Regions from separate parts of the Homo sapiens genome. Here region 2 is linked to region 1. A link is a loop called in an ENCODE intact Hi-C map of the cell type or tissue named here. Cell type or tissue: heart left ventricle. All regions are shown on one strand.

Region 1 (8,000 bases):
AGCTCCATCAGTGCTGTACATTGCTGTTTTATCATTCTCTAAATTCTAATTTACTTTTTTTTTTTGATCAGGGTGAAAGTTTATTAAAAAGCTTTAGAGCAGTAATGAAAGGAAGGAAAGTACACTTGGAAGAGGGCCGAGTGGGTGCCATGAGAGACCAAGTGCACCTCTAATTTACTTTTAAAGCAAATGAAAAACAATCTAAAGAGGAAAAAATGCTGGATTTGGTTTTGGGAAGCAACTGCAGTCTGCCATGGTCTGAGCATCTCAATGGTCAATAAAAACAAACAGAAAACCACTTAGAACAGCTGTCTTCGGCCTCCGTGGCCACTGGTAGGCAAAGCAAATTAAGCTTCACGTTCATTATAAAGCCAAAGGCTGTTTAAAGTCCCACAGGGTCTTCTTGTGTTCCTGGAATGTTTGCTCCTCAGTGCCTTTGCTCACACTGGCCTGGCTGTCTGGAATCCCATTTTCTCTTCTGTTTAAGCCACACACATCACTCAAGACCCATTTCAAAAGATGTCTTCTCGAGGAAACCATCTCCAGCATGAGCTCTTCTCTGCTCTCTGCCCAGACACCTCTGCTTGGAGCATCACAGAGCTCCGGATAGCTTGATTCATTGCTGGGATCCTGTCTCATGGGCTTCCATAAAAAAGGCTATGAGATGTTTCAGAGCTTCCCCTGTGCTTTTTTTTTTTTTAGTTCAGTAATAAATGACATCATTACTATTATAAGATTCACTTATCATATCTATTTCCTGCATTGGAATACGACTTGTTAAAGGTGGAGAATTGCCTTATTCAACTTTTTACTTTTTATTGTTCTCCTCCCACCGAATACTCATCCTTAGATAAAATAGGTAGTCAATTGTTTACTGGTTTTAGCCTTTCTTAAATCATATTATTCACTGTTTTGACTTTAATACAGTATATTATGTCCTGCCATCTGTGGTAGACAGAATAATCCCCTCCGCCCCTATGAAGGTGTCCATGATCTAATCCCTGGCAGCTGTAAGCATGTCACCTTGTGTGCAAAAGGGATTTTGTAGGTGGGATTAAGGTTACGGCCTTGAGATGGGGAGATTATCCTGAATTAGTCAGGTGGGCTCAATCTAGTTACATGAGTCCAACTTTTCCTGGTTCTGGTCAGAGGTAGATATGATGACAGACGCAGGTCAGAGACATGTGCTGTGAGAAGGACTCAGCCATCACCACTGATTGTGAAGGTGGCAGAGGCGACCGGGAACCATGGAAGGCAGAAGCCTCTAGGAGCTAGAAATGGCAAGGACTACATTCTCCCTGTGTTCCTTTCCTAGGGACCGTCACAACCACTTACCACAAACATGGCAGCTTAAAGCAACAGAAATTAATCTTCTTATAGTTCTGGAGGCCAGAAGACCACAGTCAAGGTGACAGCAGGGCCCTCCTATCTTGACAGACTCTAGGGGATGGCGCTTTCTTGCCTCTTCTGGCATTTGGTGGTTGCTGGTGATTCTTGATGCTCCTAGACTTGTAGACGCATCTCTCTAACCTCTGGCTTCCTTGTCCCGTGACCTCCTCCCTGAGTCTATCTGCATCTCTGTTTCTCTGTTTTATCTTCTTATAAAGACATCAGTCATTGAATTATGGCTCACTCTAATCCACTGTGGCTGCATCTTAACTTCCCTAATTACATCTGAGATTCCAGGTTGACATAAATTTGGAAGAGGCATGATTCAATCTAGTGCACTCCCTAAGAGCCTCTAGAAGAAACATAGCACCGCCAGAGCCTTCACTTCATCCCAATAAGACCCAATTCCTACTTCTTTTCTCTAGAACTGTAAAATAGTGAATTTGCATTGTTTAAGCCACCCAGCTTGTGAGAATTTGTCACAGCAACCATAGGAAACTGTCTGCCACTGAGGCTGGGGTCACCAATTTTGTCTTATTATGAACCACAAACTTTACGGGTATCTGGTGCTATGTTCATTCCTGAGGACGACATATTCATAAATATGTCAGGGAAACAATTCACTGCCAGTGATCTCCTTAATACATTCCAACAAAGGTCACTGAGAGGTTTTGTAAAGTTTCTACTGGTGTTAAAATAGAAAGGGCTGTATTATTATCTTAAGATGCATTGCTTTGAGGCCTGGCTATACCTTCACCATCCTCGGAACTTCTTGCATTTGATACCTTGTGTTGCTCAACTCCAGTTTCCACATATGTGCTTTCTTGCAGTTTTTCATTAAAACTCACCAAGTGGTGGTAAACAGAATAGCAGAAAATAGAGGGTTTTTTTCTATTTTTATAGCCAAATCTGAGAAATGCCAACAACAGCAAAAGCATCTTTCTGATTTCACACTCAAACCATTATAAATAACAGACTGGGGTAGCAGAGTGGCTTACCTGCTCCTAAACCACCACTTTCCAGGAACAGACATGCATTAGACACAGGTTTCAAAGCAAGGCTCACTCACTGATGGGCACTGCTGTGAAGAGGACACGCTCCTGCCCCCTCTTCCCCGTGATGGCCGTCCCTGTGTCTCAGTTCAAGCTGGGGCTGGAAGATCCAGCAAACAAGGCACAGCTGCAGGATGAGAGTTCAGGGGCCCCAGAATCTGGTGAAATTCTTATTTAAGGGACGCAATTCTGCAGTAATAGTTGTGCTATTCTTATGGCCCCTGTCCCAGTCATTGCCTGAGAACCCACAGAACTGGGTTCCTTAGAATATGGCCAAGCACTATAAATCAGCCTGTTTGTCTAACCACGTGTCAAAACAATTGATGAGTCTTTCTTTTTTTTTTTTTTTTTTTTTTGAGACAGCTAGGCTGGAGTGCAATAGGGCGATCTCAGCTCACTGGAACCTTTGCCTCCCAGGTTCAAGCAATTCTCCTGCCTCAGCCTTCAGAGTAGCTGGGATTACAGGCATGTGCCACCATGCCCAGCTAGTTTTTGTATTTTTTTGGTAGAGACGGGGTTTCACCAGGTTGGCCAGGCTGACCTCAGGTGATCCGCCTGCCTCGGTCTCCCAAAGTACTGAGATTACAGGCGTGAGCCACTGCTCCCAGCCCAATTGATGAGTCTTTATTATTCATTCCTCAATTTAGAATGTTTATTTCAGATTATTTTCCTGAACTTTGAGAATTATCATATAGAATTGTAATACATTTTTTCTGTAAAAATGGTTTACACTTTAAACACAGTAGCTCTCTCTAAAGGATCAGGGAAACAAACTGTGAAGAATATGGAAAGCATTATGCTGTAAGGGCTAAGTGCAATGTGGTTTCAGAATTTCTGACTTGACTCTATATATTTATATATATTGATGTCTATATATAAAAAGATGACAGCATAGCCATATATATTTCCTGACATAAATCAAGAAAATGGCATTGAATAAATTCCACATTTCTGTGTATCTGTTCAGGTTAAAAGAATTTCTATATTAAGCCCGGCAGATGAAATCAGAACTCTTTCAAATTAGCAAATGCAGGCAGTGGATAAATTTCATCCTTGACATGGTCTCTTGAGGGGCGTCTAGGCATTTTAATACAAAATGAGGAGCAAGATATTCTCTACAGTGAGCCCAATTTGCCTTTGCGTTCCTACCAAAGCATGTAATAATATTCATTCATTAGCGGTTTGGTTGGTGTTATTATGCAGAACAGAAATGAGATAAATAATAGGCACTCTCTAGGCCACTGGAGCACAATTCGGTCAGTGTCACCGTGGATGTCACTGTCTGTTTCAGCGAGCTTATTCCATAAGCCCACAGGATTCCTAACCACTAAGAGAACGAGATGATCATTGTCCTAACTGCAGCATCCAGACCATCCCTGTCCTGGAAGTCGTACTGGGATGGAGCTTTTTCTGAGGCAAGAGCAGTTATAAAAATAAACTCCAGTGTCAGCTGCAATGTACATTAGCACCAGCATCTTGAGACTGTGAGTTGAGAATCAAGTGACAAAAGTCAGTGCCCCAGTCTGGTGAGCATGCTGGAAGATTGTCAGGTTTCCCTCTGGGTAAGACTCACATGGTGCCAGCTGGCCTCTCTGACAAGAGCTCTCCGAACTTCTGCTATCAGTGAGGCCGCATTACTGGAAATGACACGGTGGAGAGGTCAGCCATGCCCTGTGTTGAAACTCTCAGGGATCTCAAATAGACGGTCTAGGCAGTTGGCTCAGAGCCTTGAGAGCTGATCGGGGCAGGGGTTTAGCCGTACGTTACAGTGGCCATGGCTGGGCCAGCAGGCTGAAGACTGGCTTCTGGTGTTTTCTGTCTTTCATGTGTGCCATTGACAAGTCCTGGGGGTCTTGTTTCTCCTCCCTAAAATAGAGATGACATTACTGCTGTAACTATTTGATAAGGTTTGAGGAACAATCACAGGAAAATATATTGACAACTGTATATTTCTCTGTCAATGTGAAATAAAGTATTCCTATCATAACATTGTATTTCAAAAACTATTATTTTTTCCTCCTCTAAGTCAGAATCTATAATCCCCACTCCTCAGGTGGAAGACTCGGGCCACAGAGAAACTGATCACCTGGCCCCAGATCCCAGAACAAGGTGCTGTGAAAGGAAGCACCATCACCCCTCTTTCCTCATTTCCAACGGTGCAGGGGGCATGGGTGAGAGGTGGCTGCTGTCAGAGTTTCAATCCGGGACAGGCCAACTTCACGTCTACTTTTTTTGACTCCCCAGGATATCTCTAATTATTTTAAAAGATATACTAAATTATCAAATGTATGTTTAGCCAAAAATCGATTTCGATTTGCTTTTGAGGAAGGTTGGCAGGTCATGCTAAAAGTGTATCCATTAGGCCAGCTCCTCAAAGAAAAAAAAAGACAGGTCTTTAAAATAACAGTCGCTAATATTAATCGCAGGTCTTGTCTCAAGAGACTCACAGCAAGATCCAGGAATTGATCTTATCGATCTGCACAAAAACCCCAGGGAAGGAGGGAGGAAAACAGGTGCAGCTTTTATTTTCTCACTGAAAGACAAGACAATTAAGGCTGGGAACCAGCGTCAAGGAGCTGCCAGGATAGGGGCCTGGGGGTCTGACTCTGGGGGTTCATCCATGAAGGTCCCCTCTGTGGTGTGAGTGTTCTCATAACAGTGTTGCATGAATATTCATGGATGCAGCCACTTAACATGGGAGCCAGCTTTATCCCATTTGGGCCATCACCATCAACAGCAACCAGGCTTTTAAATTCACCTTCAACATGTTCAGCCCTTTGATTCCTTTCCTTTTAAGATAACACTCTTTATAAAAGAGCCGTCATGTTTAAATAATTTGTCGATGAGAATGTCAAGTTGGAAGGCTCTGAATTTACGCTCACACAGTGGAAGGCATCTGTTCTCTGGAAAACAAAGGGCCATAAATATCAATATTAGACAAGAATTCCAGGCCCCCTTCCCCCACTGGTGCATTTCAGACTTAATCATTAGCAAGACCGAGCTCTGCTCATTAGTTCTACCCATGGGATAAGGCTGCTTTATTATTGTCAAGACTTAGGTCTCTAATTATTTACAGAACATTTAGTTGAGGGCAGAGAGACCACAAAAGAGACTCCTGACCTTCAGGACCTTGGTGAAGGCAACCTACAGGCTAGCAGGGGGAACCCGGGACAGAGTTGCACACAGGAAATCGTGGTGGTTTTTCTCTGAAACCACAGCACAGCATCAGATGGAAAGATTCCCCAAACCTGTCAAAGGGGAGATGCTGGGATATGAATCCCATGATTTTAGTGCTCTACTCTAATTTTTCATAATGACTGTTTCTCAATGTTACCTATATTGTTTTGACAAGTACCTATTTAAGGACACAAAGAAGACGGATATTTTAAGGTGTGGGAGCTAATGTGTGTCAGACTCCATTATTTTCAGTGAAATAGATAGATTCTCTCTGTGTGGGAGGAAATGGGGCACAAGAGACAGAGAGGCAGTTTCTCTGCATCCCCAAAGGTATTTCCAAGTTAAAACCTAGATGCCTGTGAGAAGATAGAGCAAGAAACATCGTATTGGATGTTCCAGCCAGAGGAATGACTGACGGTATGCGAAGGGGAGGGACCATCAGTGTGTCCTCATGAGCCAGGATGGGGGCAGGCTCTCTGTGAAAGACTAACTCACAGCAGATGAGGACTCAGAAGGACAGGGCTCTTTAGAGATGCCTAGACTCCGCAATCCTTGCTGTGGAACATCTGGGGCTGGCTTGTCACTCAACTGTGATTACATGTTCCTTGTGGCACATCCAGGTCAAGATGTCAAGATTCTTGCAAGTTGAGTGGCTTTTGGGGGGTCTGGTTGTAGATTTGAGCTTGACAATGTGATACTCATGCTCTTTGCATCTTAATTCAACAAATATTTATTGGATAACTCCTACTGCTGGACAGTGCTCTATGTGTTAGAACTCTTGACATAATATTGCACATATGACAAGATGGTCATAGACACAAATTGCAAGAAGATCCCACCAGATAGACCCATCTGGGTAATTTGTATCCCATATACAAATTCATCTGGGTAATTCAAAATCTCGTATGTATAAGGAACCTTCCAAATAAAGTTCGAATTCTAGAATTGCCTCCAAAAGGACTCTTTAGATAAAGGCAATAAAAAAGTATGAAACTTACAACTGCCTCACCCTCCTGTTTGTACACTCACTTTCCTTCCCCAGCCCCACCTTCTCCTGACCATCCATACCACCCCAATATCCTTAAAATTACAAACTTCATGTGAAACATCCCAGTACTTCCTAGTCCATAGACTATGCGCCTTTTCCTTTTCCATCTCTGAGCCATTGCTGAGGACTTCCGAATCCAAGGATCCCATGGAGTGAGAAACTGAAGAATTGAGACTTGTTTTAGATACAGAGCTTTCCCTGACTTCTTGCTCACATGATCTTTGAGTGAGATCAGAAAATGCAAACACTTGGCTTGAAATGGCTAGCTGGCATGACCCTGAAAGGAATTTACAGCAAATAAAGAAGAGAGCTCTCCTACTGGCAAATGATGGCAAAAGGCTGCGATGATGATGATAGCTTGGTCTAGAATTTCTGCTTAAAAGCACAGCAGGGAGGAGAAGAATATCTGAGGTCAGGCAGGGAGTCCTGAGGTACCTCTTGGTGCCTCTCTGCCCTGTGGCCACAGGGGAGAGGCAATTACAGTAACCACAGCCTACAAAGAGAAATGGAATCAAAGACCAGACTCAGACAGAAGAGATGAGGCCAATGCAAGCAGCAAATGTGGAAAAGGGAGAGACAAATGTCAGTTACAACCTGAGACAACCCCAGCAATGGAGACTGTAGCTTATTCTAGAAATTCCCTTCTTTGATGTCTTCTAAATTGTGGCAACATATGCATAACACGAAATTTACCATTGTAACCATTTTTTAAATTCACTGTTCAGTGACATTAAGTACATTCACATTGTTGTGCAACCATCACCACCACCAGAACTTTTTCATCTTTCCCAACAGAAACTCTGCACCCATTAAACACTAACCCCTATATTCCCTCCCCCAGCCCCTGGCAACCACGATACTACATTCTGTCTCTATGAACTTGACTATTCTAGGTGCCTTATATAAGTGGAATCATAGGGTATTTGTCTTTTGGTTACTGGCTTAGTTCCTTAGTTCACTTAGCATAATATCCTCAGAGTTTATTCAGGGTGTAGCGCATGTCAGAATTTCTTTTCTCTTCAATGCTGAAAATATTCCATTGTATGGAATAGTTTTATCCATTCATCCATTGATGGACCCTTGAGTTGCTCCACCTCTTGGCTGTTGAACAATGCTACTATGAATATGAATGCATAAATATCTGTTTGAGTCCCTGCTTTTAAGTTTTGGGGTATATAATCAGAAGTAAAACTGCTCGATCATTTTATGTCTTTTTAATAGTCTGTGGCCAGCCACCACCTTGACGATTAAGATAGAGTGAGTTCAGTGTGATCACGCATAGATCCAAGTGGTGCTGGGGCACGGGGAACTGCAGCTTTGGGTACCCCATGCCC
Region 2 (8,000 bases), 150 kb after region 1:
TTCTGTGTGAATAATAATACTAATCATGGCTTATCGATCCCTCCCTACGTGTGTGACCCATTGTGAGGTGGGAAGCATTAATGATAGGGGGTGGAGCAATCTATAATGAAGAAAGAGAGAAACAATATTCAGTTAATGAGTAGAAATGAAAGAAGTTAATAAACTAGGACTAAACTGCTTAAGTCAGCTAGATCTTGAGATGAGAGACAAAAACGGGGAGAAAAGACTCATTTACGAACAAGACTGAGTGTGGACACGAAGATAGCAGGAGTGTAATTAAATGGAAATAAAGGTCTGAGATAAAGCTGACCTCTGCATTTTCCACTCCCAAAAGTCCCATCAGCGGGACTTGGGGCAGAGTGGCTGTAATGAGATATCACACACACAGCATGGAGGGAAGCGGTGATGGTGGGCAGGCCGTGCGTGGTGTCATTGACTCTGCCCAGACAAGGTCAAGGAGGCACTCTAGAGCCCTTTGCACCCAAGATAATGAGTGATGGCAGAACAAGGAAACACGAAGCTTCTGTGTGCTGGGAGAGCCCTGGGTACTGCAACCTCGGGCTTATTCTGCTGAGGCTGCTCCATGCCTGGCCTGAGTTTTGAGCCCTGCAAATCATCAGCACCTACCGTGCCCCACCCTGCTGCGCAGGTCTCTCAGGTCAGGAGCCCTGGACTTGAAGGAGAGGCTACTCATGTTCTGGGGGCTTTGAAAGAGCAATAGCCCTAGTGAGCCACTGCCTGGCCACCACTCAGCTCAGAGGGCCTGGGTGGGAAAGTAGGGCATCTCCAGGCGTGTGACCTCAGACTACAATGTCATTACACCCTTTACAGATGAGGAAGCCCAGGGAGGTTAACTCCACCCATGTCACAAGAAAGGAAATGGCAGCGCCAGGAACCACAGTTTGTGCTCTTAATACCCAGGTGGTAATAGTAACAGCAACAACAACAGGCAATATCACCATGGCTTACTCCGTGCCAGGCACTGTTCTGAGTACCCTCCCGTGTTACCGCACTTCACAGCAAGCGTCTGCAGTGAGCCTTGTGGTTATTAGCACTCACAACCATGTCATAGACCCGAGACCTGAGGCATAGAGGAATTGGCCTGCCTGGGGTCCACACAGGTAGTGGTCAAGCCAGCATCTGAGCCCCAGAAGGGTGACTCCAGAACCCATGCCCTTGACCACCATGCCTGCTGCGCCTCATCGGCGAGGCAGAAAAGTGGCTGTTACAAGGCATTTCCTTGGCTTTTGTTGTTCAGATAGGGTTCCTGACCCACTAAACCCTTCCATCCACACATAAGGGTCTTCAGAGAGTGAAGCTCATCTCCACCCAGCAGGAGAAACAGAGGCTCAGGAACATGAAATTGTTTGAGCAAGATCACCTCACCAGTCTGCCAGCAGCACTGGGCCTTAGACCCACACATTCTGATTTCAGATCCTGAGTACTTTCTGTCATCATTTTGTCTAATTTTTAATTTCAGGTGCAATGTGTGTCCCACGTGCCCAAGGGCTGTGGCAGAGACCAGCAGGAGTCCTGGGCCATGTAATTCCTACCTTGAGCCATGCAGAGTCTAATGTAGCACAGAGACTGAGCTTGGCCAAAAGCTAAGTATGCAGTTGCAGAAAGGCACAAGAGAGTCTATCGAGTCCATAAATGGGACACCGAGAGCTGACTGGTTGCGAGGAGGTCAAGAAAAGCTCATCAGAAAGGAATAATCCTTGGCTCAATCCTGGAGGATGAATAGATATTGGCCAGGGAATAAAGAAAGGGAAGTGTATGTCAAATAGAACAATACCCTTACTCAAAAGCATGGATAAGAGAGAACACCGGAGGATGCAGAGAAGGTGATGAGCATGAGTTCAGTAGAAGGATTAGGCTGGGTGAATGAGGGGAGGAAGAAGAGGCATGGTCAGTCCATTCTTAGAGCATTTGTAGAGTATGTTAAGAAATCCGAACTTGATAGGTAGGCTATATTGAAGAATTTCAAAGAATGGTGTAGGGTGGTCTAGGGAAAGTTGGTATGAATAAGAATAAAGACTTCAGGTGAGCTAAGAGGTTGTTGTAACAATGCAGGCAAGTAAGGGACAACTTTGCCAGAACTAAATTGAGAGATGGATGAATTGGAGAGATGTGAAGAAGGTGTGTGCAATGGTTAATTTTACGTTCAACTTGACTGAGCCATGGCTCCCCAGATATTCGTTCAAACTTTGTCCTGCGTGTTTCTGTAAGGGTGTTTTTGGATAAGATTAGCACTTAAATTAATAGAGTCAGGAGGATCATCCTCTATAATATGAGTGGCCCTTATCCAATTAGTCTAAGGTCTGAATAGAATAAAAGTTTGATCCTTTCCCAAGTAGGAGAGAAATCTTCCTGTCTACCAGATTTAGGATTCAAACTGAGACATCAATTCTGCAAACTTTGGACTTGTCAACCTCCATAATCATGTGAGCCAATTCCTTATAATAGATCCTATTGGTCTGATTCCCTGTAAAACCCTGAGAAAACAGTGCAATTGACAGACGGAGATTTGGTTTCTCGTGAGATGGTGGGAAGACGAAGGGAGGGTGGAGGTGGTTCTGATGGTTTGGATACTGTTCAGGCAACTGAGCTGACAGCCAGCTTGGTCGTTCTTTGTGATGGGCAGCTTGAGAAGAGGAGGACATGGGTACCAAGTGAAAGATGATTTCAACTTTGTCAGGAAGCTTGCAACTGCTGAATGTCCTCACATGCTTCCTTTACTTGTAGGGCCCCAGAAATTTGCTAGGTGACTGCAATGATATCAGACAGTATATTTGGTTAAAGCACAAAATTATTTGTTCCATATACAGGCTGTTATTTGGCTCCATGTGGAAAAACACTTTCTCCTGGGCTACCAGATAAACCTATCCACAGTCAATACAAGATAGAAAACAAGAAGCAAGATTTACAGCCTAGGACAAATCTATTTATTCCACAGGGAAATGCCCCTAATCAAAATGACTCAATAAAATGAGTTTCAAAGAGCTGCCCTGAGGCCTTCCTTAGAGAAAAGCTTTGGCACCAGAAGACAGAACCTTCCAGCTCTGCCAGGAAGGCAGGTATCGATGGCTTTGTGAGTCACTTTCTGGCCCACAAAGTCTACCCAGCGAGGTCTTCTGTTACTGCGGGGCAGGCAGCCCTGCCACAGGCATCCTGACCCTTCAGTTTACAATGATCCTTGGGTTCACCTCCTGCCCCTGGCAGAAGGAATCCTCAATACAAAGGAAGCATTTGAAAATCCCCTTGCACCTGTTTGGTCCTCTCGCTCACAACCCTGGCATGATCACGCCACCTGGATTGGGTCAGGACAGAGGTCATTCACAATGGTGCCCTTTGCCTTCCTCTTCCCCCAAAATCTTCAACGTCATTCTCAGCTCCGTTAGCAGGAAAGAAGCCTTCTCTTCCTCTGCTGGTCAACCTCTGTCCTCTCCACACCTCTATTTAGGTATAGCATCTTTGGGATGTTCAGTGAGGAGTACCCTCTTATTCCTTCTCACCACAGGTGCCCATCTGGCCTGTCCCTCAGGGCGACTGCACTTCTGCATAGGACTTACAATAGCAATTGCCTGGGCAGGGCAGAGAGTCAGCTCGGGGGCTACTCCTGTCTGTGCTCCCACCCACTGCAGTTGACACGCTCTCTTATCAAGATAGAAAAGATGTTCTCACTTCATTGGCCCCACATCTCCACTGACTGCCCAGCTCTCAGCCAAAGGCCTGCAAGTCATTATCAACATTTGCTTGGTAACCTTGCCCAGTCTTAAATTAGAGGGCCTGTGGGTATAAACAGCTGTTGGTAGGAATTTGACTGATTATCTTCTTATCTCATAGAGTCAATGAATTATAATCTCACCATCTCTGCACCCTGCTTTCCTTTTTGCCAGGAATGATCTTACAGCAAATTACTCATAATCTGCTTTAATTATTTGTAAAATAGGAGAAATAAATTATAACATGGAGAACACATAGGGAATGATTTCTTCCTCCTTCTAAGAGTTCATTAGATGTTTAGTTTCTGCCTTTTAAGAAAGATTTCCTTATCCAATAAAGATATTAACATAATCTCATTACATTTATTGCTCCCAAGGATAAACTAACAGGGGAAGAAAACCTCTCTAGCAGATGCCCAGTGATAGAAGCTCCTGCCAAGAAAAGAAACATAAATATTTTCATCACTTTTCCAGGGGCAGGAGCCATTCTGAAAGGCGGGTAGCCATTCTCCCCATAGTCAAATATTGGAAGAATTTTTGGTGGCTATTTGTTGACGGTTTTTACTGTGATCTCTCAATTTTCTATAGAGTCTCCTCAAAGCATCTTTAAAAAATCAATCTCTGTGACTAAGACTATAGTTTGTGTTGGCAGGGAGGGGCTGCCTCTCACTTTGTACCTGATTCAAAAAGGAAAGTCTGGTACTCAACCCTAGGAGCTTCTCATCTGTATTCCAAAAGGTCAAAATGTCACATGGCCAGGGAGTTAGGAGACAGCCCTGCATGCCACAATAGAAGCATGGGCTGTCTTTGCACAAACGAGGCAGAGTCCCGTATTCTGTCCCCAGCTGTATCCCCAAAGAGCATTGTGACTTTGAGATACAAAAGATGCCAAGTGACTGACATCATGTCTGCCATCTGGAATCGTGGGGTAACAATATTTGTCACCTACACTCCTCCTGGGGATTTGGGGAGGAATTAACAAGGCAGTGTTTATGTGAGAAGTTTCTTCCATGGCTTAGGACTGTGCTACTTAAAATAGAAGAGCCGAGCACTGCTGCCAAATGTTTGCAGGCGCCCATTCCCCATTCTTGCCCTGTCTGCTCTGTTTTCCAGCCCTAACAGATGAGCCATGGTGCTCATCTCTTGGAACCTAGGGGGAGCTGAGCCCATTTTTATCCATCTTAATGGGAAGCCATTTGCATAAGATCGAGCGTGGTTTGCCTGAAGAAAAACAGTACCAGGATGCAGCAAATAACTCTCCAAAAGGGTTGTGTTCTGGAAAAAGGCTGATTGGGCTTGGTCTTCCCTGTCATGTGCTTGTCCCATGCTCTACACCAAAACTAAGGGCAATAAGAACAGAGAGAAGCAGAAGAGGACTTTAGCCCACACAGTCCCCTCGATGTTCACAGGCGATCATAATAAGCACAAAATCTAGGTAAAAACATTACGCTCACAGCTTCACAAGGTCTCTTATCCTCTCTCCTACCCTTCCACCAAGACAAGCCTCTATTATACAGAAAATCTGGAGGTGCCACAAGGAAAGGAGTTGATTATTAGACTATCCAGCTGTTTGGGAGTTTGCGGGGAGGAAGATATGTCAATGCGGGGAGGAAGTAATTAATATGGTTAATTACTAGAAAACTCCTTCCCTATGGAAAGGGTGACTCCGAGTGGGTCAGGAGGCTGGGATAGCAGAGCGGGAATGAGTGTATCCTCATCATCCAGAAGGGGCCACGTGTCATCCACATTCTGTTCTCTGTCCTCAGTGCCACACAGTCTGTCACCTTTGGAGAGAAGGAGCATTAGAAAGAAACCCTGGGGAGGTGCCATATCAACTCTGTGCCCTGATTTTTCCAACTGGAGCACATATTCACACCTCCACCCACAGAAAAGACAATTTACAAGTCAGTAGCTCCTGCTGAGGGAAACCACACAAAACTCTGGGCACAGAAAGCCAGATGATAATATGCTCATTCTCTCTGGTCTTATGCCATATCTAATAATACTGGTGTCTAATTACTGAGAGCATTCTCAAGGTTATGTGCCATGTAGATGTGCATGAGACAATGTGAAAATTAATTAAATTAAAGTTCACATTGTCTCATGCACATCTCATAGAGACCCAGACAGGTGAAGAAATGTGCACAAAGATGTATAGTTTTTGTGAGCCAGGGTTTTGGATTCTAAAAACCAAATAAACCCTTCCATATTTCCTTTAGGCCAATGAGGTGTCACTCAGATGAAATTGTTCCCTATGAGATCAAAAACTATAGTTCCTTTCTCCATCTTAAGGTTTTGTTCTCTGTCCGTTTCCACATTGGCTTTGAATGTTTGCACTTTATATTTCTGGTTCTTGAATCAACCTCTTGTTTTTATAATCAAGCCTGGAGATTGCTCTACCACTCTCTGAGGTCATATTTCCACCAAAGTTGCTAAGCTCATGTTTCCTTATGAGTGCTGGGCTGTTCCGTGTTTATTAACATTATTTTCTCCCTCAGGAAGAACTTCATGATGATCTCTACTCATTTAATTTAGACGCTGACTTCCTATTACTTAATCAAAATCAGTTCCCAGCTTGACTATTCCTTTCAGCTTAGTTATTTGGGGGTCCTAAGATTTATTTTCCTTTCACATTATTTACTCATATAATTCACCCTTTCCATTCTTCTGCATTTCTTTCTCTACTTCCAGGCTTCCATCTGTGATCAGCATTCTTCTCTATGAAGAATTTCCTTTAGAATTTTCTTTAGCCTGTTGTCCCAGCTACTCAAGAGGCTGAAGTGGGAGGATCACTTGAGCCCAGGAGTTTGAGGTCGAGGCTGCAGTGAGCCATGTTGCACCACTGCACTCCAGCCTGGGCAACAGAGCGAGACCTCAACTCAAAGGGATGTCTTTTAGGGAGGATCTTCTGGTAATTATTTCTCTTCATTTTTGCTTTTCTGAACATATATTTATTTTGCTTTGTTGTTGAAGGGTGTGATCACTTGGTCTATAAATCTAGATTAGGAATAATCTTCTTTAATCTATTTAAAGGTAAAGTTGTTATTCCATTATTTCTTGCTTCAATTATCCCTGTTAAAAATCAGCTTTACTGTTGCGCTTTTGAAAGTAACGTTTTTTGTTTTTTTTTCTTTTTTCCCCCTTTGGTTGTTTGTTATATGCTATATTTTTTCTTTTTTTTTTTCGATGATGTTATATCTAGATGTTTGTTTTGATTGTTTTTTTTTTCTATTGGTATAGTTAGAGACAATCTCTCTCCCTCTCTCTTTCTCTTTCCTTTTTTTTTTTTTTAAACTGGGAGGAGGCATTGGTTTATCTCATTATTTTTTCTTGTTTTTTTTTGTGTGTGTGTTTTTGTGCAGATAATTGAATCTGTTGATTAATGTGTTACATCAGCTTTAGAAAAATTTTTGCCTGGATCTTTTCAGATAATGCTTCTCTGCCCTATTCATGGCCTGCTCTTCTTCGGGGAATCTCAATTATATATTTGATAAACATTTTTACTATGTTCACTTCTCCTATGCTCTCTTCTTTATTTTGTAAGCTTTTTTCTCTCTTTTACTCAGTCATTTTTAAATGCTTGTTGTTGTTGTTCTTGTTGTTGTTGGTACCAGATCAGAGATAACAGCTGAATGCAGACGTGCATGCAGTGTTTAGATGTAATTCAAGCACACACTCTTCTGTTGGTATAGTCAGATGCTATCTATCATCTGTCTGTCTGTCTATCTATTTATTTCTTGCTACAGGGAGGCGTGGTGCTGCTAATGTTGTAGTGCTTCTCTTGTGTTTCTGTAAGACCTTGATTTCACCTCTTGCTTTCCTTTTTTCTTCGCAATCAGGTCTGAATTCTGTCCCCTTACTTCTTTGAAAGTAGTTTTCGGTATTTTCCCACCCAGGGTGGGCTTTCTTTCCTAGACTTCCTCTCTCCTCCCTGCTTTCCTACACACCCTCACCGGATTGCTTCTTCAAGGATGAGCTCAAGTTCATGTCCTGAATCTGGCTGTGTACATGAAGCACAGAGTATTCCTACCTCCTAATTATACTATAGATGTGTATTATGGGTAACGGTATTTGCTCTTCTAGTTTAACTGTATCATTTTGTCAGAAAATGCGTAAGGAGATTTGAATTTCAATGGCCACCAACATTCTATGGACTTTCTTCAACCAAGTACTCAAGGTGGCTATTAGAAATTATTTTGAATGGAAATATTCCTACCTTATTTGCACATAAGTGTTCTTATGACGGATTGCCGTTTTCATTGTTCTGATTATAAT

What was found. Peaks named below come from ENCODE experiments on the same cell type or tissue, not always from the same donor. Only the 100,000 strongest peaks of a DNase experiment are listed, where the experiment ranks them.
Region 2: a loop joins it to region 1, with 1.8 times the contacts of the local background. A loop is called at or near these places in 3 of 110 quality-filtered maps.

Annotation. Positions count from the first base shown.
Region 1 is chr5:5,791,345-5,799,344 of GRCh38, reverse strand. LOC105374636 (a long non-coding RNA gene) reads right to left here. Exons shown (of 3, transcript XR_925733.4): 2 at 5,200-5,344; 3 at 3,072-4,307. Among named protein-coding and RNA genes, the nearest start is that of ICE1, 370 kb to the right of the region's middle. In heart left ventricle, no CTCF peak of the experiment used is centred here; a DNase peak (open chromatin) is centred at 4,134; H3K27ac peaks cover 991 bases.
Region 2 is chr5:5,641,199-5,649,198 of GRCh38, reverse strand. No RefSeq gene overlaps it. Among named protein-coding and RNA genes, the nearest start is that of ICE1, 220 kb to the right of the region's middle. In heart left ventricle, no CTCF peak of the experiment used is centred here; no DNase peak of the experiment used is centred here.